Regions from separate parts of the Homo sapiens genome. Here region 2 is linked to region 1. Evidence: chromatin loops called from intact Hi-C (ENCODE). Cell type or tissue: B cell. All regions are shown on one strand. Each heading gives the region's core, and the rest is flanking DNA. Links, peaks and the distances in the headings are about the cores only.

Evidence for each region. A loop is a pair of places that touch in the nucleus more often than their neighbours do. Peaks named below come from ENCODE experiments on the same cell type or tissue, not always from the same donor. Only the 100,000 strongest peaks of a DNase experiment are listed, where the experiment ranks them.
Region 2: a loop joins it to region 1, with 5 times the contacts of the local background. A loop is called at or near these places in 4 of 110 quality-filtered maps.

What each region holds. Positions count from the first base shown.
Region 1 is chr3:191,288,658-191,301,213 of GRCh38, forward strand. All of the region lies in intron 4 of UTS2B (urotensin 2B), which reads right to left. Among named protein-coding and RNA genes, the nearest start is that of CCDC50, 34 kb to the right of the region's middle. RefSeq lists enhancers at 10,752-10,931, 10,942-11,001. In B cell, for the core only: no CTCF peak of the experiment used is centred there; DNase peaks (open chromatin) are centred at 7,494 and 8,254; H3K4me3 peaks cover 2,045 bases; H3K27ac peaks cover 4,062 bases.
Region 2 is chr3:191,238,985-191,251,540 of GRCh38, forward strand. It overlaps OSTN (osteocrin), which reads left to right. Exons shown (of 5, transcript NM_198184.2): 4 at 11,053-11,149. The coding sequence ends at 11,137. Among named protein-coding and RNA genes, the nearest start is that of OSTN-AS1, 11 kb to the left of the region's middle. In B cell, for the core only: CTCF peaks have their summits at 5,477 and 5,680; DNase peaks (open chromatin) are centred at 5,457, 7,237 and 7,698; H3K4me3 peaks cover 578 bases; H3K27ac peaks cover 2,575 bases.

The sequences.
Region 1 (12,556 bases), core at 4,786-9,785:
AATCTACTGTAAAAAAAAAACTACTTTTTTCTATTTCTGTACAAAATTTTATGGGAATTTTTAAGAGAGATTGCATTGAAGCTGTATATCACTATTTACTACTTTATCCCACACTATATGCAAAAATCAACTCAAAGTAGATTAAAGACTTAAGACTGGACTCTATAAAACTCCTGCAAAAAAACACAGCTGAAAAGCTTCGTGACATTGATTTGAGCAATGATTTTTTGAGATACGATTCCAAAGCACCAGCAACAAAAGCAAAAACAAACGAGATTACATCAAACTAAACAGTTTTTGCACAGAAGTTAGTATCCAAAATATCTAAGAAACTCAAACAAATCAATATCAAGAAAACAGCTCAGCTTTAAAATAAGCAAAAGACCTTATGGAGAGTCCTCAAAAAATTAAAAATAGAACTACCAGATGATCCAGCATTCCCACTACTGTTTATATATCTAAAAGAAATCAGCCAGGCGCAGTGGCTCACGCCTGTAATCCCAGCACTTTGGGAGACCGAGGTGGGTGGATCACGAAGTCAGGAGATCGAGACCATCCTGGCTAACATGGTGAAACCCCATCTCTACTAAAAATATAAAAAATTAGCCAGGCATGGTGGCAGGCGCCTGTAGGCCCAGGTGCTCGGGAGGCTGAGGCAGGAGAATGGCGTAAACCTGGGAGACAGAGCTTGCAGTGAGTGGAGATTGCGCCACTGCACTCCGGCCTGGGCAACAGACCAAGACTCCATCTCAATAAATAAATAAATAAATAAATAAATAAATAAATAAATAAAAAACAAACGAAATTAATATGTTCAGTGCTCTAACATATTCATCACGGCATTATTCCCAATGGCCGTGATATTGAATCAAGCTATGTCTATGATGGGATGAAAACGTAAAGAAAATGTGGTATATATGCACAATTGAAATGTCTTCAGTCATTTAAAAGAAGAAAATCCTCTCATTTGTGATAAAATATATAAGCTTGAAGGATATTATGTTCAATAAAATAAAACAGACACAGAAGGACAAATATTTTTATTTGTCATAATTTCACTTTTATGTGGAATCTAAGAAAATGTGAACTATTAGAAGCAGAGAGGAAAATGGTAGTTACCAGGAGCTTGGGTTGTGGGGAAGGGAGAATGTGTAAGAGATGTTTAAAAGACACAAAATATCAGTTAGATAGCAGAAGTTAAGTTTCAGAAATCTGTACAGCCTAGTGATATCATTAATAACAATGTATTTTATTGTTGAAAATCACTAAAGAAGTAAATTTTAAGTGTTCTCACCACACAAAAATGTTGTATGTGAAGGAATCATATGCTAATTTCTTCAATTTAGTCATAACATAATGTATACATATTTCAATACATCATGTTGTACACAATAGATGTACAGAATTTTGTCAAATTTTTAATGAATTGATTTTTAAAAAGAGACATAGACAAAGAAGTCCCTGTTTCATGACCATTTCCATCCACTTTGGGGAAAAGTCTGCAAAGATCTTTAATTAAATCTTTTATCTCTCTCTCTCCTTAATAAAATACTAAATTCTTGTCATGAGTGCATAACCAAATCATTCAAATAAAAGCAGATGTTTACTATCGATTGTATTGGATGGATAAATGAAGTTAGAATATTTGTTTGAGGAGTTCTTGTTATACACATTTATAGTATATAGCAATATTATTGTTGCCATTTATTGAGCAATCATCACATGCCAGGCCCTGTACTAAGCACCTCACAAATAGTACCTCATTTAATTTCCATAGCAATCCCTCAACAATTGCACAACTATAATTTTTCATCTTTTACAGTAAAAGAAGACAGTTTTGGAACCAAAAGTGAAACCCAGATCTACCCAACGCAGAGCTACATGCTTAACCCACATGATCTCTTGCCCACATATCACAATTGGGGAAACACAGAGATAGAAAATGATTGCTCCAATAACAGAGACCCCCATTTTAAAGAAAACTTAGAAACATTTGAACTTTGTATTTTCAATAGCAATACTTTAATAACTCAGTCTATGTATCAATTACAGGATATAAATGGCATTTCCATTTTGTCAATGAAGGCTTCGTCAAGTTATAATTTACAGGGAACAGATAGCTTTAAGATTCACTTGCATCTGACTATTTCTCACGATGAGTGACAAGAAAAGCACAGATAAGTGTTTGTATGGTGACTCAAACTGATTTGAATAATTACTTTCAGACTCCAGTAAGCTCTTGGCCTTATTACTTTTTTTGTAGTAAGAAAATTGAACAATTTTATTTTTACTTCTCTCTGACTATTAATTCTTGGTAGAATTCCTTACATGTAGTTAAATGAAAAAAATAGCGGAAGGAAGGAAGCAAAAGTAGAGTTTCTGACATCCTGACAAGACGGTGCTTGGAGTTCTTTTTTTCATTTAAAAGAGTTAACAATGGCCTGAATTTGTTGAAATAAAGTAGAAACATCTGTTCAAATACTTGGCCCTTTTTAAAAATTGAGTATTTTTATTGTTAAGTTGTAAGAGTTCATTGTATTCTGGATTCTAGTTCCTTATCAGATACATAATTTGAAAACATTTTTTCACAATCTGAGGGTAGTTTCACTTTCTTGATCATGTCTTTTGAAGAACAAAGGGTTTTATTTGAAAAAAGTCCAATGTATCTATTTTTTCTTGTGTTTCTTGTTTTTGAGTACTATAAGAAACTATTAGCTACTTGAAAGTCACAAAGATTTATGCCTATATTATTATCTAAGAGTTCTATAGTGAAACTCTAAAATTTAGGTCTTTGAACCACTTTCTTTTTTTTTGAGACAGAGTCTCACTCTGTCACCCAGGCTGGAGTGCAGTGGCGCCATCTCGGCTCACTGCAAGCTCCACCACCTGGGTTCATGCCATTCTCCTGCCTCAGCCTCCTGAGTAGCTGGGACTACAGGCGCCCACCACCACACCTGGCCAATTATTTGTATTTTTAGTGGAGACAAGGTTTCACCACGTTCACCAAGATGGCCTCCATCTCCTGACCTCGTGATCCACCCACCTCAGCCTCTCAAAGTGCTGGGATTACATGCGTGAGCCACCGCGCCCGGCCTGATCTACTTTAAGTAAAGTTTTATATATGGTGTGAGGTTGGGTTTCACCTTTATTTATTTATTTATTTTCGCATGTGGATATCTAGTTGTCTCACCACATTTGTTTAGAAGATAATTCTTTCCCCCATGAATGGTCTTGGTAGCTTGTCATAGATGTATGGTTTTATTTCTGAACTATAAATTTTATTCCATTGACCAATTTGTCCATTCTTATACAAGTAAAATATTGTTTATTAATGTAGCTTTGTAGTAAGCCTTGAAATTGGAAAGTGTGAGACTTCTAATGGTCTATTGTGAAAAGCTGTTTTGATTTCTCTGTATCCCTTGCATTTCCATATACATTGTAGGATCAGCTTGCCAATTTCTGAAAAAAAAAAAAGAGGTTGCAGGAGGGAAGCTAAGATTTTGGTAGAGGTTGCACTAAATTTGTGAATTAATTTGGAGAATTTTTCCATCTTAAAAATGTTATGCCTGGATCTGTGAACACAGAATATCTTTATAATTAATTAGGTCTTTAATTTCTTTCAATGTTGTTTTGTAATTTTCAGTGAACAAGTCTTATGCTTCTTTGGTTCAATTTACTCCTAAATATGTTATATTTTTGATGCTATTTCAAGTGGAATTACTTTCTTAATTTTATTTTTTGCGTTGTTCTTTGCTAGGACATGAAATTGTCCTATAATTGATTTTTGCATATTGATCTTTGTATTGATTGATTTTGTATAATTGATTTTTGCATATTGATCTTATATTTTGCAATCTTGCTGAACCCATTTATTAGCTCTGTTTATTTATTTTTTCATAGATTCCTTAGGATTTTGTACATAGAAGATCATGTCAACAAATAGAGACAGTTTTACTCTTTCCTTTTCAATTTGGGTATCTTTTATTTCTTTTTCCTACCTAATTGTCCTGGTTAGAACCTCCAGTACAATGTTGAATAAAAGTGGTGAAAGTGGACCTCTTTGTCTTTTTCTTGAGCTTAGAGGGTAAAGCTTTCAACTTTTACTGTTAAGGATGATGTTAATTCTGGATTTTTTTGTAGCTGCCCTTTACCAGATTGAGGAAGTTCCCTTCAGTTTCTAGTTTGTTGAGTGTTTTTATTATGAAATGCTATTACATTTTGTCAAATGCCTTTTCCCCTCTATTGAGACGACTATAGAATAAAATTCCCCCAGGAGGCAGAAGGTGCAGTGAGCAGGTATCGCACACTGCGCTCCAGCCTGGGCAACAGAGAAAGACCTCGTCTTAAAAAAAAAAAGAATAAAGTTCTCATCCTTTATTCTGTTAATATGTTGTATAACATTGATTAATTTTTGTTTGTTAAATAAACCTTGTATTCCAGGATAAATCTTATTTGGTGATGTTGTGTGTTACTTTTTATATGTTGCTGGACTGTTTACTAGTATTTTATTAGCAACTTTTGCATCTATATTTATAAGAGATGCTCTGTAGTTTTATTTTATATATGTCATTGTCCAGTTTTGATATCAGGGCAATACTGGCCTTGTAGAATGAATTGAAAATGGTCTCTTCTCTTTTAAGTTTTTGAAGAGTTTGTAAAGGATTAGTGTTAATTCTTCCTTAAACATCTGGTAGAATTCAATAGTGAATTCATCTGTTGTTTTATTGTGGGAAGTTATCTTGAAATACTGATTCAACCTTTTTACTTCTATAGATCAATTCTATTTCTTCTTAATTTGGATTTGCTAATTTTTGTCTTTCTAAGAATTTATCCATTCCATATAGGTTTCTAATTGTTGGCATTCAATTATTCATAATATTCCTTTGTAACTATTTTGTCTCTGTAAAGTTGGCAGTAATATCCCCAAACTTGAAATTTGATTATATTTTTTAAATCTGTAAATATTCTGTCTCATCTTTATTAAGAAGAGCCATGAGATATACAGACATTTCATCCAGAAGGGGCTTTGATCTAGTGGATGAGCATGGCAGCAGGAATTTTCAAACATAAACATGCTATAATGTGGAAGTTTAGTCTATTTTCAAGCAGTATCTTCAATAGTGGTTGAGAACATGAAAGATGCCTAAGTAGAAGTGAGGGCCTGGTGCAGTGGCTCACGCCTGTAATCCCAGCACTTTGAGAAGCCGGGGGTGGGGGAGTCGGGGCGGATCTCCTGAGGTCAGGAGTTCAAGACCAGCCTGACCAACATGGAGAAACCCTGTCTCTACTAAAAATACAAAATTAGCCGGGCGTGGTGACACACGCCTGTAATCCCAGCTACTCGGGTGGCTGAGGCTGGAGAATCGCTTGAACCTGGGAGGGGGAGGTTGCGGTGAGCCAAGATCGCGCCATTGCACTCCAGCCTGGGCAACAGGAATGAAAACCCATCTCAAAAAAACAAAAACAAAAACAAACAAACAAACAAACAAAGTGAGTAGGGGATTTTGGTCCAGCCTGAGGATTTCAAGTCAAGGATTAGACATACCGTTCTACCCTTGTATCACATGATGGAAAATAAAACATTATTTAGAATCATTACCTAAGGGGAAACCACTGAGCAAGGATTCAACTGAAATATAAAGGCCCTGGTAATAGGAAGAGAGCAAAAACTGGATTCAAACTCCAGGGTCTATTAGAAGACGCAAATTTAAATTAGCAGTGCCTTTGTAAGAAAAAAAACTCTCTAAGCCTAAGCATGTTGTAAGCAGCAGGAAACCAGACTCTCAGAATTAAGACCAGAGAAAAAAACTGTCAAGAAAATGATTTGTGACTCCATTTAAAGGGTGGACTCCTTGGCCAACAGGAGCTATGAGCTATGATAAATGTCCATGTTGTCACTTACTTTCTTCAGCTTCCAGGGTGATGGTAGTTCTAGAAAAGGTCCATCCTATCAAGGATCAGGGTCTCTTATATGTATTCTTCCAATCTTCTCAGGAGCTTTTATATTATCAATTCCTTTTATAGCTTGCATCTTTAATCTCTCTCTCTACATAATTTTCCCAAGTATCACTAAAAAAAAAAAAAATCTTGACCAGGCATGGTGGCTCATTTCTGTAATCCTAGCCCTTTGGGAGGCAGAGGCTGGTGGATCACCTAAGGCCAGTAGTTCGAGACCAGCCTGAACAACATGGTAAAATCCCATCTCTACTAAAAATACAAAAACAGTAGCCGGGCATGTTGGCAGGCGCCTGTAGTCCCAGCTACTCAGGAGGCTTAGTTATAAGAATCGCTTGATCCTGGGAGATTGAGCTTCCAGTGAGCTGAGATCGCGCCACTGCACTCCAGCCTGGGTGACAGAGTAAGACTCCGTCTTAAACAACAACAACAACAACAACAAACTTTTTGTCTTCCATCTTAAAACAAAACAAAACACCAAATAAGTTTTATTAGGACACTCATATAATCTTCTACCTACTATGTCTAGTCTTTCCATCCCATTCAGGCCAAACTTCCTAAAATAATTTTCTGCCTCTAATACTTTTCACATGTTTACTCTTCAATCCCTTTGAATCTCACTTTCATCTTTCCCTTCACTGAAATACTAAAATAGCCCTTTCTAAAAATCTTATTGCTGCTAAATCCAATAAGCACTTGTCTGTCCTCATTTTCCTGGGTATCTCTGCAGTGTCTCCATTGCTGACAACGACCTGCTCCTTGGAAAACTCCCTAGTTTTCTTTTTTTCTCCTACTTTCCTGGTTATACTTTTTCGGCTTCTTTTAGCATTTCCTCTTTCTCTGACCTTTAAAAGATGAACTTTCTCAGGGTTTGATTCTAGATTTTCTTTTATTATCATGCTTTGATATATTCCTAGTAGATACATGGGTTTAATTACCTTCTACATGTCAGTGACTCCAAAAGTTATACCTCTCTCCCCACCTCTTTTGTACCACACCTGTGCATCCAAAGACACTTTCCCACCTGGTTTTCTTACAAGGCTTCTCAACCATGTCACAAACTGAACTACTCATCTTTACCCTAATGTATCATTTATTTTTCAGTATTCACTGTCTTAGAAAATGGCATGACCATTTACCCAGTAATTCATTGAAGAAACTCTTTCCTCTCTGTTGCGTCTTCTTTTCCAATCAATCACAAAGTCATCAATTAAGTCTCTTAAATACTTCTCAAACCTTTCACTCCTTCTATCTTACTTGCTCCCTAGATCAAGAAAGCATCATCTTAAACACCTGCACTGCTGAAATACCCTCAATAAGAAGTCTCATGTTCACTGTTTCTCCCCTTCATTCTCCAAAAGCTGTTAATCTTTTGGAAATGTAATTATCAGTCTGTAATACTACCATTTAAAATCCTTCAACTGTTTTCCATTACCCATAGATAAATATTGCGAGTCATAACATGATCTAGAAAATCCTACATTACCCGCCTTCACCCACCTCTCAATCTCATCTGTATCTGTCTTCCCCTTTTCACAATTCAACCACAAATACCCTTCTTTCAGTTCTTCAAAAATGTCAAGCAACTTTCTGCCACAAGGACTTTGCACCTGCAGGGAGGCATACTCCCCTTCCCCAACTTACACACACTCACACACACACATACACACACATACACACATACTCCATTTTAAGCCTCAATTAAAGTTGTGGCTTCTTCAACAAAATCTCCCCTGATTTCTCCAGATTAAGCAGGTCATCCTGTCAGAGCCTTTCACTCCACTGTGTACATTTCCTCAACAGCTCATATCTCAACCGTAAATCAATTACTCTATGTTTTTGTACAGTGTTTCTCTCCATTGCACTACAAGCTTCAATATGCCACTGTGTATATTTACCTTGTTCATGACTGTGAACATACGGTTACTATCTCCAGTAACCACAATTCCTGGCCCATAATTGTTTGCCCAGAAATATCTAATAATTAAACAAATGAATAAAGAAATAGAGTAAGAGAACACTTGTGGTTCTGTTTGTGCTTCCATGTCTCTCCTTATAAAATTATTTCAAACCCCACCTGCTGGAGGGAAGTCTGATTATTTTACACACAAAATAGGTCTTTCTTAAGGAAAGCGGGAGGCTGAGTGTCTCCAAAATTAGGCAGGCCTGGGAATTTCAAATCCAGAATCTCATTGCCTAGAGGAAAAGATAGCAAGAGAAATCCAAGGCTGGCATATTTAGCTGGTTTTCTCCTAAATGGAGGAAATAACTGGCATTGAGCAAGTGAGGTAGAGAGGAATCAAACATGACTGTGGTTATTTGATAGGCAAATTAACTAAAAACAGATGAACACCTCAATGCATTCATAGAACAGGCAATAAACTGTAATGATGCTTATTGCGCTTGGGAAACAATGTCAACATCTGTGAGAAAGAAAAAAAAACCTTTTCTTTAAATGAGAATCTCTTCAAATGAAGAGCCTTCCTATAACTTCTGTGCCTTTTCTCCTTGTGTGTGTCTTTTGGATTTGAACTGTGGATTATCCTAAAAGTTTTGTCCCTGAGGGGTATCTGACTCATAGAGTAATATTAATACTTCTGTCCTTGGCCACTTTCTTAACTTTATTCTTATTAGGAACTAATTTCTTGAGTCTCATCTGCTCTTCTCTCACACTCATTTCAGCTTTTTCTTTTCTTTTACCCTGATAGCTGGTTTAGACCTTTCCTCACTGTTCAGTAGAGAGAGGAGAATGCTTTCAAGAGACCATTTCTTTGTTCACACAATTCCCCTTGTCTAGAAGATCTTTATACTTCATTTAGCCTACCTGGTAAACTCATTATTTTAAAAATGTGAGATCCAAGGTCATATTTTCCAAAAATAATTCCTTGATTCTCTTTTTAGGACAAAATTAATTGCCTCTTCTTTCATATTCTTGTAGCATAATATAATGTGTTATTTTACCTGTTGCAATATATTTGTTAGTAATTAAGTCAAAGTGTAGGTCTCCCTCTAAATTCTGGGTGGCCTGAGGACAAGGATAGTAATGCCTCATTTTTCATTGCACTACACAACTTCTAGCCTGTGGTGTGGATTAAAGGAGAAGACAGATAATAAAATATTCAGCATTACACCTGGCACATAGTGTTAGTTAAAGTGGATAATTATTTTATCATCGATTATCCTAACTGAAATAATCTCTATTTACGAACCAAATTAATTTTTTAAAAACCTTATTTATTGTGATAATGCACTTAAATAAGTATTTACATTGTCATTCAACAGGTTAAGTGTTCTTGGTCACCTGCTTTAGAAAATAAATAACACTTTCTACTTCTGTCATATAACACTGAGAATTCCAAGCGCTGGGCTTCTGTCTCTAACATGTAAGATGTTTAGGCTAATTACATCTGAGATCCTTTCCCTTTGAACACTCTGTGGCAATATTTTGATGAATCCTTTCTTATCATCAACTGTTGCCTAGTTGTAGCATATATATTCATCTTTTTATTTTTTAGGGAAAAAAGGTAAGCCAAGATTCTTATACATTTAACACCCAATGTCGTACCTAGCACAATAATAGACCCACAATAACCTTGTGAAAAATGTATACATTGAATTCCAAAAAAAACAGTCACTGCTTTAACTTGGAGATACAGTTTGGATTTTTGCCCCTGCCCAAATTTTATGTCAAATTGTAATCCCCAATATTGGAAGTGGATTCTGGTGGGAGGTGTTTGGATCATGGGGTAGATTTCCCCCCTGCTGTTCTCATGACAGTGGGTGATTTCTCATGAGATCTGGTTGTTTAAAAGTGTGTGGCACCTCACCATTCTCTCTGTTCCTCCTGCTCTGGCCATGTAAGATGTGCTTGCTTTCCCTTTGCCTTCAGGAATGATTGTGTTTCCTGAGGCCTCCCCAGAGCCATTATGCTTTCTGTAAAGCCTTCAGAACTGTGAGCCAGTTAAACCTCATTTCTTTATAAATTACCCTGTCTCAGATGTTTCTTTATAGCATTGTGAGAATGGACTAATACAGAAAATTGGTACCAAGGAGTGGAGCACTGTTATAAAGATACCTGAAAATGTGGAAGCAGCTTTGGAACTGGGTAACAAGAGGTTGGAAGAGTGTGGAGGGCTCAGAAGAAAATAGGAAGATGAGGGAAAACTTGGCACTTCATAGAGACTTGTTGAATGGTAATAACCAAAATCTTGATAATGATATCGACAGTGAAGTCCAGGATAAAGGGGGTCTCAGATGGAAATGAGGAACTTATTTGGAACTGGAGCAAAGGTCACTTTTGTTATTTGTTAACAAAGAGATTGAATGCATTATGCCCCTGCTCTAGGGATCTGTGGAACTTTGAAATTGATAGTGATGATTTAGGGTGGCAGAAGAGATTTCTAAGCAGTAAAGCATCCAAGATGTAGCCAAGCTGCTTCTAACAACAACATATGCTCCTATGCAGGAGCAAAGAAGTGATCTGAAATTTGAACTTACATTTAAAAGGGAAGCAGAGCATAAAAGTTTGGAAAATTTGCAGCTCAGCCATATAGTAGAAAAGAAAACTCCATTTTCTGGGTAGAATTTTAAGGCAGTTACAGGAATTTGCATAAATAAAAGGTAGGCAAATGCTAATAGCCAAGACAGTAAGAAAAAGGCCTCCAAGGCATTACAGAGACCTTTAGGGGCAGTCCCTCCCATCATATGCCCAGAGGTCTAGGACGGAAGGATGGTTTTGTGGGCCAGGGCAAGGGCCCCAATACCCTTTGCAGCCTCTGGACACTGCTCTTCACAGCTCAGTTGCTTCAGCTCCAGCCACGTCTAAAAGGACCCCAGATACAGCTCAGGCTGCTGCTTCAGGGAGTGCAAGCCATGAGCCTTGGCAGCTTCCATGTGGTGTTAAACCTGTGGGTGCACAGAGTGCAAGAGTTGGGGCTTGAGAGCCTCCACCTAGATTTTAGAGATGTACGGCAAAGCCTGGATGTCCAGGCAAAAGCCTGCTGCAGTAGCTGAGCCCTCATGGAGAACCTCTACTAAAGCAGTGCAGAGGGGAAGTGTGGGGGTGGAACCCCCACACAGAGTCCCCACTGGGGCATTGCCTAATGGAGCTGGGAGAAGAAGGCCACCATCCTCCAAACACCAGAATTGTAGATACACCAACAACTTGTGCCCTGCACCTGGAAGAGCCACAAGAAATCAACACCAGCCCTTGAGAGCAGCCACGGGGGCTGAACCCTGCAAAGTCACAGGGGTGGAGCTGCCCAAGACCTTGGGAACCCACTCCTTGCATCAATGTGCCCTGGATAGGAGACATGGAGTCAAAGGAGATTATTTTGGAGCTCTAAGATTTAATGACTGCCCCATTGGCTTTCAGACTTGCATGGTGCCTGTAGCCCCTTTCTTTTCTTTTTTTAACATTTTTTTTTATATATACACATATATACATTTTTTCTTTGACACGGAGTTTTCGCTCTTTCACCCAGGCTGGAGTGCGGTGGTGCAATCTCGGCACGCTGCAACCACTGCCTCCTGGTTCAAGCGATTCTCCCAGCTCAGCCTCCCGAGTGGCTGGGATTACAGGCGCCCACCACCATGCCTGGCTAATTTTTGTATTTTTAGTAGACATGGGGTTTCACCATGTTGGCCAGGCTGGTCTCAAACTGCTGACCTCATGATCCGCCCACCTCAGCCTCCCAAAGTGCTGGGATTACAGGTGTGAGCCACCGTGCCTGGCCTGTAGCCCCTTTCTTTTGGCCAATTTATCCCTTTTGGAATGGGAGTATTTACCCAATGCCAGTAAATCCATTGTATCTTGGAAATAACTAACTTGTTTTTAGTTTTACAGGCTCATAGGCAGAAGGCACTAGCTTTGTCTCAGATGAGACTTTGGACTAACTTTTGAGTGAATCCTGGAATGAGTTAAGACTTGGGGGACTGCTGAGAAGGGATGGCTGTATTGCAATGTGAGAAGGATGTGAAACGTGGGAGGAGCCAGAGGCAGAATGACATGGTTTGGTTCTGTGCCCTCACCCAAATGTCACATCAAATTGTCATCTCCAGTGTTGAAGGTGGGGCCTGGTGGGAGGTGATTGGATCATGGAGGTAGAATTCCCCCTTTGGGGCTGTTCTCATGACATCTGGTTGTTTAAAAGTGTGTGGCAACTGCCCCCTCTCTCTCTTGCTCTTGCTCTGGCCATGTAAGATGTGCCTGCTTTATGTTTGCCTTCAGGTATAATTGTAAGATTTCTGAGGCCTCCCCAGAAGCTCTATGTTTTCTTTACAATCTGCAAAACCATACAATAAGTAAACCTCTTTTTAAAACAAATTACTCATTCTCAGGTATTTATTTATAGCAGTTTGAGAAAAAACTAATATTCTTGGTATGGTTACTCTTTTTCCTCCATAAATCTATTTTTGTGTGCATTCCATTTTATCACTTTTTCTTCTTTATTTATGAAAGTGACTTACTGCCCTAACCAAAATATGTCACCTTCTTTCCTTGACTAACCCAGCCTGTTCCTCTTTAGGTGGATTTTAGCTGTCTTTCCGGGTGGTGAAACAGATTCAAGAATTTGCATAAGCTTTAGTGAAACTAGAAAAG
Region 2 (12,556 bases), core at 4,911-9,910, 50 kb before region 1:
TTTAAAAGTTTCATTCGCTTCTCAAGGTTCATGAGCCAAGTAAATGGAGATCCTCTCTGCCTTATACGATAAACTCTATATTACTGGTGAGGGTGTCCAGGTTCTCGGCGTCTTGAACAAAGAATTAAACAAAACGCACAAACAAAGCAAGGAAAGGATGAAACAAGGAAAGAATGAAGTGACAAATGCAGAAATTTATTGCAAATGAAAGTACACTCCATAGTGTGGGAGCGGGCCTGAGCAAAGGGGCCCAAGGGCCCTGTTATGGAATTTTGAGGGGTTTTAAATACCCTCTAGAGGATTCCATTGGTTACTTGGTGTATGCCCTGTGAAGGGATGAAATAAAGTTACAAAGTCACATACTGGGCATGCGCTATGGAGAGGATATTTTCTGTCATAGCTGAAATGTGAATCTGACTTATGTTCCCTGCCTCTAGACCCTATTTTCCTGCCTCATCTACAGCCATTTTCAAATTAAACATGCCAGTACAGTCACTTAAATCTCATTATGTGATTCCAGTACTCATGGTTTCTTTCTGAATGCCTGTCCATGTGGCTAATTCCTTGAGATAATACATCAGAAGCTGACATTATGCCTAATCAGCACCTTCATCATAAATTGAGCAGAATCTGTTGAAAAGTGAATTATCACTTTTGAGACAGAATCCTAGAAGTCAAAAGTAAACTTTCTGCTAAGTGAATTAGCACTTTCTTTTGTTATTCAAAACTACCCCATTTATTAAGTGGTAACCAATTGTTTCTGTCCTCTATGTGAAGGAACTCCTGTTAGGAAAAAAATTGGCTTTTGCCCAGCCTTTTATTCACTCCTTCCCAGGGAAGGAATGGCCACTTCTCTGATTGGTCAGTTTGGGAGGAGTAGTTGAGCCTGTTCAGGTTATCGGCTTGCTTCCTCTTTTTATTGGAAAACAATGACTAGTTATAAAAGTCTGTCTAATACAGGGAGAAAACAACAGGAAGCCCTGTGAAATTCAGATGTAAAGACACACTTTATGTTCAGCTTGATCAGCAATAAAAATGACATTTTGTTTACTATACATTGATCACTCATATTTTATTTCTCTACTGTTTCTGAATGTAGAATTGAGAAAAAAAGCCATTATGTTTTGGTTCCTTAAAACCATATCACCATTCAGATTTAATGTGCTCCTTCATCCTATCATTCTGGAATTTGAATTTAAATTTTAACATGGTTTTGTACACTTTGATTATTTTCCTTCTCATCCTTCACAGGTTCTTGCCAAGTCCTTCAGCTTGGTCTGTTCTCACATGTCAGTCCTTCCAAGGTTGTATATAGTGATATCTATCCTAATGTAAACATTTTAGTTTTGCATTTTAATTTTAAATTGCAGTAACCAAGATTGCAGGATTCATGGATGATCATTTATTTTTTCTACATGCTCCTTAAGTTTTTCCTAAGTTTTCTAAGTTTTTTCTAGAACCCCCAAATTGGGTGTGGTCTCTTCTCTCACGGAATCTCAGAGCACTGTGAATCTCATGGTATTAGATATCTATTGCTATGCAACAATTACCTAAAATTGACGACAATAAACATTTTTGTTCTCACACACTTTTTGTGCATCGGAAATCCAGGAAAAGCTTGACTCATTTTTTTCCAGCTCAGGGTCTCTCTCAAGGTTACAGTGAAAATGTTGGCCAGGGCTTCAGTTATCTGAAAGTTATACTGAGGCTGGAGTATTCACTTCCAAAATGGCCCACTCACTTGGCTGAAGGCAGGAAGTCTCTGTTCCTCACTGGCTGTTGGCGAGAGGCCTTAGCTCTTTGCCATGTAAACCTCTCTAAAGGGTTGTTAGCATGCACTTAGGAAATGGCAGCCAGCTGCCGCCGGAATAAGTGATCCAACAAAGTGAGGCAGAAGCTGCAATAGCTTTCATTACTTCCAACAGTGTCATTTCCACAATAGTCTATTGATTAGAGAAGTCAGCCCTATTCAATGTGGAAGGAGACTACATAATGGTAGAATTATTGGGTTCCACCTTGGAGCCTGGCTAGTACACTCATGTAAGGTTTATACTATAATAATTAACTTCCCTGTTTTACTAATCTAAATTACTGAACTATTTGAAAGAACATTCTTTTTTAGCTATTTCTGTTTTCTCTCATTTTGGATAGAACTCAAAGTTGGTGGAGCTCTGTGCCTTGACTTTTTTTTTTTTTTTTTTTTTTTTTTTTTGAGACGGAGCCTTGCTCTGTCGCCCAGGCTGGAGTGCAGTGGCGCGATCTCGGCTTACTGCAAGTTCCGCCTCCCGGGTTCACGCCATTCTCCTGGCTCAGCCTACCTACCGAGTAGATGGGAATACAGGCGCTCGCCAGCACGCCCGGCTAATTTTTTTTGTATTTTTAGTAGAGACGGGGTTTCACTATGTTAGCCAGGATGGTCTCGATCTCCTGACCTCGTGATCCACCCGCCTCGGCCTCCCAAAGCGCTGGGATTACAGGCGTGAGCCAACGCGCCTGGCCAGCTCTGTGCCTTTCTTAAAGGAGGACTAGCATTTTAGTGCCCCTTTAAGTTGTAGTAGTGAAATCAGACTATTGATTTTAAGGAACATTTTCCACACTCTGATTCCAAGTTTCTTTTCTTGGAACTCGAAACTATAAACAGGATCATTAAAAGTTATTGTATCCAACAAATGGAAGGAAAAAAAGTTTTAATGACACCCGAAACACCTATTAAGAACAATCAAACAACATCTAGACATGGAAATTTTCAACGAAGTGCTATTCTGTAACATAAGCCTTACAAGTTTTAAAGGCATGGTTATCATACAAAACATGTTCTCAAACTACAATGTGATTAAATAAATAACAGAAGGATAACCAAAAAGAAGGTGCAATTCTCAACTCATTTAATGAGAATAACATTATCTAAACACCAAAACCACATATGGAGAGAACAAGAAAAGAAAATTGTAGGACAGCCTCATTAATGACTACAGATAGAAAATTCCTACCAAAAAAAATAGCAAAACAAATAGCAATGTATTTAAAAAAAAATACCATTATCATGTTGTTTATCACAAAAATACAATATAAGCTTAATTTACTTTGAAAATCAATTAATGGAGTTAACAAATTGAAGATATAAATCACATCATCTCTATAGATTCAGAAAAAGCATTCAATAAAGCTAAACCCCCACCTATGATTGAAATCACTAGTAAATTAATAATAGAAGGAAACTTTTTTTAACCAAGTAAGGGACACCATTAAAAAATGCCTACAACATATATTCTTAAATGATGCCACTTACAACCACAAAAAGGTCTTTTGGAGAACATTTTAACAATTTATTTGAAGACATTAAAAACACTCTAAATAAATGATCTTGGATAGTAAGACTCAATATCATAAAGATTTCAATTCTTCCCTAAATGAATTATACCTGGATTCAATACAATTCTAGTCAAAGCAGCAATAGGATTTCTATAGAACTTGACGAGCTGAATCTAAAATTTCTGAATCATTAGGCATGAATATAGATTTTTTTAAAAAGAAACATGATTTTTTACTCACCCCATAAATACAAATTAAATTTTTTCTTGTTTATTTTGTTTTGTGACGGGGTCTCTTTATATTGCTCAATCTGATCGGAACTCCTGGACTCAAGGGATACTCCCTCCTCAATCTTCCAAGTAGCTGGTCGTACAGATATGAGCCACTGTGCCTTGCAAAAATTAATTTCAACGTATTAAAAACTGAAATGTAAAAGGCAAAACTACAAAAATATTTTATGACATAGGAGAATATCTTCATAATATTAGGGTAGAGGTGATTTATTACATGAGATGCAAAAATATTGATGTTTTAAAACCACATCAAAGATTTTTTAAAAAATCACAATAAAGAAGATGAATCACAGATGGGAGTAGATATTTGAAATTTATAACTCTCAAAGTCTAATATTCAGAGTATTCAAAGCCCTCCTACAGATAAATGTTTAAAAGAAAAAAAAAACATTAGAAAAACAGGCAGCAGATTCAAACAGGCACTTTCAAAAGAAGAAATCCAAGTGGCCAATAAACAAATGAAAAGCTGAGCAACATCATTAGTATTCAGGGAAAGTAAATTAAAACCACAGTGGGATATGATTACCAAAGCATTAGGCTGGCAAAATTAAAAATCCCACAATACAAGGATTAGCATAAATTTGAAATAATAGGAACTATCATACACTGCTCTTGAGTTCGTAAATTTGTACAATAACTTTGGAAAATAATATGACACTATGTAATAAAATTAAGTATAAGCATAGCTGTCAATTATACTACTGGGAATATATTGTAGAGGAATCCTTACTTGAACACCAAAGGCAGGTACAGCTGAACAGTACATAACAACAACAAGTAGAGGAAATACCTCAAATTTCCATCTACAGTAGGATGGATAAACAAATGGTTGTGTATTCACACAATGAAATATTATACAGCAGTAAAATAAAGGAACTACAGCTCCACATGTCATCTTGGAGAAATCTCAAAACACATAATATTTGCTGAAAGAAGTGGAGAAAAATTCATATATAATTTTTGTCCCAGCTTGATGGAGCTATGATTGACAATATAAATTGTATAAATTTAGGGTGTACAGTATGTTCTGATATATGTACACATTGTGAAATGATACCACACTCACATATCTATCACCTGACAGCTACCGTTTTTTGTTTTTTGTTTTGGTGAGAACACTTAAGATCTGCTCTTAGCAAATTTCAAGTATACATTATTATTAACATCATTAATAACACAATAATTAATATTTACATTATTTACATGTTAATATCAACATTATTAACTATAGTCACAATGCTGTACATTGTTCATCGTACTCAATTCCTTTTAAGTACAATTCTGGAACTATCAAGAAAACAACAGATTTTTGAAGAATACATATAGATTCTAAGATTATGAAGGAAATCAAGGGAATTATTAGACCAAAATTTAGTCTATGGATTACTCTGGGACTGAGCCATGAGACAGCTGCAGTTTGGGAGAAGGAATACCAGAATTTCTAAAGTAGTGGTAATGCTCTATTTCTTATGCTGGGGGCTGGGAATAGGGCTGTTCATTTTTACTCTCTTTAAATTGAGCATAGACAAATGTATAGGTTCTGTATGTGTGAAGTGATTCTCAATAAAAAGTTTAAAAACATTTTTCCACCTGCTGTTTTTTGGAATGTAAAATACCTTTAGAAATGGAGTTATCCAAGATTATAAATGTTAAAGAAAATCCTGTTTCACATAGGAAGTTTAGATTTTCGTGTGAAAATTAGTTTCATTTAAAATAAACAATCTAATCATTGTGATTGTATTAAATTGATAAATATTCTATATCCTTAATCTACTTTACTTACAGAATATTTCAGAATGGAAAACGTGGGTTGTTTTAAATGCATATATCATATAAGCCATGTCATACCATTATTTTGTCACAAGAGGGACTAGATAGTCAAAAAGTACAGCTTTCTCTTTTGGTTTCAAGATTATATTCTCTATCTAACATTAATTTTTCATACACTACATTCATGCCAGTAATGTGTTTTAGAATGTAGCACCATTATATATATATTATAAATATAATATAAATATATTTATATTTCATATATAATATATATATTTCATATCAACAAAAATGTTAACTACTAGCTTTCTGTTTCACTTCTGATGGATATAGATTGTATAGAAAGTATTTAACCAGGCTATTATGGTTTCTGATTATGTGCTTTATGAAAATTATTTTTATTTTGTATTAGTACTAAAAATTTTAAAATGAATTGATTTTTATATATATATTTGTTTTATTTATTTTTATTTGATGTCCAGATATCTATAAGCATTTGCAACCAATCCACAATTTGATAAGATGAATCAAAGTAATTATGAATTTGTTGCTAGGGTAAAACCATGAGTTACTATTTTATCCACTTGACCAGTAGTTTTCACTTAAACTCTGCTCTGAGGAACCTATGGTGTTTCTGGAAGGTCTGTCAGGGGCCACTATATATTGTGTAGGAGGGATACTTTTTTACTGGGACAATTCTTTACTTAACTTTTCAGATATTGCTCTCTTTTATAAAGCTTTTATCTATAGAAATAACTACAAATTGAAAACCACTGGACTAGACTGGTAGGAAAAATTAGTATCAGTTGAAATGTATGAAATGTTTTTACATGTGTTACCTGATTACCACTTTTCAATGTAAAATGTGAACCCTGAGAGGTAACCTTTGTCTTATTCACTGTAGTATCCCCAATGCACATAACAACACATAACACATGGTTAAGTCTGTGTAATACATGGTAATGCATGAAACAATCAAATATCACTTAACAAATAAGTTTGTTAAGTGAATAAACAGCTCCAGAAGATAGGCATAGCAATTATTATCTGAATTTTATCAAAAAGGAAAGAGTAGCTTAGAATAAAAGACTTGCAGAGGGTCATACTATCAGTAAGTAAATCAAGTAGAACACAAATCCTCCATCTCCTGGTTTCTAATACATTTTGGATCAAATCTGGGGGAAAGGAGGTGAGGAGAGAATGGGGAAAAAGGAAAGAAAGGAAGTAAAACAGAATTTATTTTGCTTTCCACTATACCGCAGCTGCCTCTTATTTGATTGAGCAGGGAAAGATCAACTGTAGTAAAGCAAAAAAGAAAAACACATTTTCACTTATTTACCTTCATTTTTGAGAAAATAAATTTTGGTAGGAGAGACCAAAGAATGTTCTGTTTTAATCATACGTATCTCGAAAAGAGTAAAAGAGGCCGGGCACAGTGGCTTACACCTGTAATCCCAGGACTTTGGGAGGCCGAGGCGGGTGGATCGCCTGAGGTCAGGAGTTCGAGACCAGCCTGGCCAACATAGTGAAACCCTGTCTCTACTAAACATACAAAAAATTAGCTGGGCGTGGTGGTGGGCGCCTGTAATCCCAGCTACTCCGGAGGCTGAGGCAGGAGAATTGCTTGAACCCGGGAGGCAAAGGTTGCCGTGAACTGAGATTGTGCCATTGCACTCCAGCCTGGGCAATAAGAGCAAAACTCTGTCTCAAAAAAAAAAAAAAAAAAAAAAAAAGAGTAAACGTATTATTTTTTCATGACATCATCTATTTCTAAAGGGAGTTTGGGGAATCAGTGCAGGTATCATGTGACTGCTTTCCCCAGCCGCTATTTCCTTCCCTTTCTTGTGAGTCCTTCAAACATCTGAGAGGGTTGGTTTTTCACTTCCTCTCATTCACGTTGTTGGCAGAACTCAGTTCCTTACAGTGGCAGGACCAAGATCCCCATTTGCTTTCAAGAACTAGTAGGCCGGGTGTGGTGGCTCACGCCAGTAATCCCAGAACTTTGGGAGGCCAAGGTGGGTGGATTGCCTGAGGTCAGGAGTTTGAGACCAGCCTGGCCAACATGATGAAACCCTGTCTCTGCTAAAAATACAAAAATTACCCAGGCATGGTGGCACGCACCTGTAATCCCAGCTACTCAAGAGGCTGAGGCAGGAGAATTGCTTGAGCCCAGGAGGCGAAGGTTGCAGAAGCTGAGATGGTGCCACTGCACTCCAGCCTGGGTGACAGAGCTAGACCCTGTATCAAAAAAAAAAAAAGAAAGAAAGAAAGAAAGAAAAGAAGAAGAGGAAGGGAAAGGTAAAGGGGAAGGGGAAGAGGAAGAAGAGGAAGAGGAGGATGAAAAGGAAGAAGAAGAGGAAGAAGAAGAAGAAGGAGGAGGAAGAGGAGAAGGAGGAGAAGGAGGAGAAGGAGGAGAAGAACTAGAGGCCACAGCATTCCTTGATTCATTATCTAAGCCTTGATTCATGGCTCCATTCAAAGCCAGCCATGGCGGTTAAATCCTTAGATTGCTGTTCTCTGACTCACTCTTAGTCAGTGATTAGCAACTTTTATAGACTGGTGACTAGATTGGCCCAACCAGATAACCCAGGATAATCTTTTCATCTCTAGGTCCTTAACCTTAATCCTGTCTGCAAAATGCATTTGCTATATAAAGTGACATATTTATAATTGCTGGAGATTATGAAGTGGACATCTCTGAGAAGTCATTATTCTGACTACCACGAGGAAAATAACTGCGTAATTAAGAATCTATATATTTACTTTATGTGGACAAAGATAATTTAAAATGTAAAGGAGACAGTTTTTCTTTTCTTTCAATAGTCATTATTTATAATTACACCAAAGACATAGAGCATGACTGATAGGCATGGTTTCTTATGACTCTAAACCATAAAATTTATATTAATTTTACAAATAACATGTTTCCTATTTGGTTATCAAGTTGAAAAATATGTAGTTAATTTTTCATCAAGAAATGTAGAAGTGCAAACAATAGAACACCACTTAAGAGGATATGTTTTTCAGGAATCTGAAGAAGGGAGGCAAGGGTGTAGCTAGAGTAAGGATAAGGATTAAATACTTTTTTCCTAGTTTTTTTCTCACCGAATTGATCAAATTTTTATCTAGGAGAAAAAAAAGATCACACATATAGTCGATACAGATAATAAGAGCCAACCTAGAAAGGAAGATGGACGTAAATCAGCAGAAAAGAAGGTTGAATAAGTTGAAATATGTAATATGGCCCTATTTCTGTAATATTGTTTGAGTATAAACACCGTATCAGGTTCCATGTCTATTTTTATTAGCCTTTTATACAACAGCACCAAGCACAGCATCTGGCACATAGAAGGTATTAAGTAAATATTAGTTGTCCTTAAATACATTATTTTAATTAGAACTTATCAATGTTTATAGATTTTTTCAATGTACAAGGTACAACAATAAAAATCTCTCATATTCTCCATACTTTCCCAGACTTTTTCTTCCCCCTGATCAGAGTCTCGCGTTGTCGCCCAGGTTTGAGGGCAGTGGTGCGATCTCGGCTCACTGCAAACTCAGCCTCCCAGGTTCAAGCGATTCTCATGCCTCAGACTCCCGAGTAGCTGGGATTACAGGAACACGCCACCATGCCCTGCTAATTTTTGTATTTTTAGTAGAGATGGGGTTTCACCATGTTGGCCAGGCTGATCTCAAACTCCAGACCTCAAGTGACCTGCCCACCTCAGCCTCCCAAAGCGCTGGGATTACAGGCATGAGCCACTGCGCCGGGCCTCCGAGACCTTTAATAAGTTATTTACTTCATAGTAATATCAGGAGCACCGATATGACTGTGTAGTCAAGGAAAAAAAATGACATAATTATTTTCCTCTACTATTTACGTTAAATCATCATCAATCTGAGAATAGTCAGTTATAGGTTTTTGAGGGAAAAGGCTATTTATGACTCATTTCTTCCACCCAAAACAGCCACAAAAAGAACCTTTCTACATATCAGGTACACAGTAAATTATAATAGAAAAAACAATTAGATCATAATAAGAAAAGCCTCGAGGGCATTGAGGTTTTCATTCATGTTTAGCGTTTAAATTAGTATAAAGTAATTATTGGTAAATAAGTATAGTTTAATAATATAATACTAGTAATTAGAAAAGAACTAAAGAAGCTATTGAAAATGTTCTGAAGCAAATATTTTCTTGACTGTTTAAACTGCTGAAAATTAAGTTGTCTTGTTAGATACTAAGTCCTACATCACTGAGCTTTTCAAGCAATGAAGTATATCATTATTGGTCAAAAAATTGAAGCAGGCCAGGCATGGTGGCTCATACCTTTAATCCCAGCAGTTCAGGACGCCAAGATGAAGGATCGCTTGTGCTCAGGAGTTTGAAATGAGCCTGGGCAAGATGGCGAGACTCCCATTTCTGCAAAGAATTCAAAAAAATTAATCAGACATGGTGGTACACACTTATAGTCCCAGCTACTTGGGAGGCTGAAGTGGGAAGATCACTTGAGCCCTGGAGGTTGAGGCTGCAGTAAGCCATGATCACACCATCGTACTCCAGCAGAAATCCTTACATTTGGTGGGAGAATAACCTTTTAAGTTTATCTCTCATTGCAAAAGTGTTTGTCTGCTGGCAATGTTCTGTTTCTTGGTCTGGGAATTTATTACACTTAAAATCTGTATATGTCTAATATTTTTATAATATGCCCTCCTTTCTGACCTCTTTTCTGCATGTATATTTTGTCAACAATAAGCCTCACAATTTTATAAGCCAGTTACCTTTTCTGTGAGATAAATCACTGATTTACATAGGCTTCTTAGACTCTCCCTGCTGTCTCTTTCTTCATAAAGATTCACACTTCTCTTAACTCCAAGGCCAGTGAAAGTTATACGATCAAAGCTCTGGATCCTCTCTTGTTAGGATTTTGGCTTGATAGAACTAAGTGATGATAATATTAGCAAATCAAATTGAAAAGTTTCTAAAATGCATCTTATTTTTAAAGGGGTAATTGATAGAAAATATAAGCTGGAAGTTATATTAGACCTTTGGTAGTACTGTGTGGACTTTTTATACTTCATTTTAATAATGAAGATGTTTAATTTATTTCAAACAGTATTTAACAAAGAGAATATAAGCAAATGTCGACCATCACATACAAAGCTTCTCTGGGTGGAGTCTAAGGGAAGACATGAGAGGTATATTTACCTCTACATTCAGTCTTAGCATCATACTCTTTCCTCTCCCACCATCATCCTTCTTTAGATGAGCCATTCTGAAGCAAAGTTTGTGAAAAACTACTTATCCAGTTTAATATTCACAAAATAACAGAAAAATAAAATTTGAAGGGGGACGGGATTTTCTCAAACTAAAGCACTTAGTTGGCAGATTCGTATGCTGATAAGACCTGGCTTTTGGTTTGGTCTATTTGAATTTGAATAAGTTAACTTCTCTAAGCCTCAGTTTCCTCATATGTAAAATGGAGCTAATAATATCTACTCCCACAGATGTTGAAAATATGAGATAGTGTCTGGCACATAGTGAGTACTGGTGAGTGGGAACTATCATGTTTATTCCAACTCCCAAAGAAAGCCCCCAGAGCTACATAAAATAAAGAACAAAAATAATGATCAATAACTTGCCCTTTAGTTTAAAAATGTCCTCCTTGGTTTGTTTCAGGAAAGTAGTAGATCATCCAAAAAGGCGATTTGGTATCCCCATGGATCGGATTGGTAGAAACCGGCTTTCAAATTCCAGAGGCTAATTGATTCCAATTGTGAGTACAATTTGAATAAGTAACAGTATATGCAGGTATTTGATTAATATTTCACAATGGACTAATCAATCCATTCTTGCTTATAAATCCCCCTTTTGATTTCCTAGCTTATCAGTTCACTTTTTCAATCATTTATGTATGCAATGAGTATAGTATATTAATGTTAAATAACTTAAATGATATTTAAAAAGCAAAAGAATGTCCTAGTTCTGCTTCACTCTCCAAAATTAATGATTTAGTTGTTTTCAGACTTCTATGTAATTAACCATTGAATATTAATATGCACACAAGGGTTAAAGTTCTAGTCAATATATTAAATCACCTCCATAAATATATAAAAATCCTTGCGTTATGAAGAAGACACATTCAAGTGATACACATCATTTTGTTGTCAATAAGTACGTTATTAGAATTATGATAATGTGGAGCATAGGGGAGAAAATGCACAGCAGAAAGAGCATTAGCCATGGAATCAAAACACTTTATCCAAATCCTGATTCTTTCATTCATTCATTATCTTGTTTCTGTTAAGATAGTTTATTTTTCTACAGCTTGTACATTTAAATAATAATGTAGTGGTATTCTGAAGATTACATTAGATGTTTGTAGTGGGCCTACAATATATTGGATACACAATACATGCAAGTGATAGTTTACATTACAGTTCTGAAAATTTACTCTGTTCCAGGCCTTATACTTGGCACTTTATGTGCATTGCTTCACTTAATCATTTTATTTCATAAAGCAATACTATCACTATCTCCAATATCTTGAGAATTATTGATGTATAAGGGTTAAAGGTGCCAGCTAAAGAGATCAGGCCTTATGGGTTCAAATCCCAGGTCATCTATCAATATTTGCTAGCTATGGGAACTTATTTAAATTCTCAAACACTCCTTCATTAAATTAGAATAATAATTTCTACCATATAGCATTGTCCTGAGGATTAAATAGATACATATTAAGCACTTATAATAGTACCTGAGATGTTAATTTATTAATAAGTATTAGTTAATATTATCATTATACAAATAAATGGAAAGCTTAGAAATATTAACTTACAGTGCCACATAGAGTATAAGTGGTACACATAGAATTAAAATCCAGAAAGGTTACATCCTGAGTGGGTATGTTAAACACAGCATTTAATCATACATATCCTTTAAACACTAAATAAATGTTTTTTGAAGGTGAAATCTTAGCAATATGTTTTCTTCCAATAGGACTTATAGAAGGTGCATGCCCGCTCCCTAACAAATAAGACAAACTGGAACTGCTTTAACAATCTGAGGCTAGAGCAGAGGGAATTTTGCCTTCTGCTTCTCTCGAGATAATCCTTAGACCAATAATTTAGAGGCCCCAAAAGTATCATATTAGCCCTGATCTTGTCTTAATTTAAATCATCCC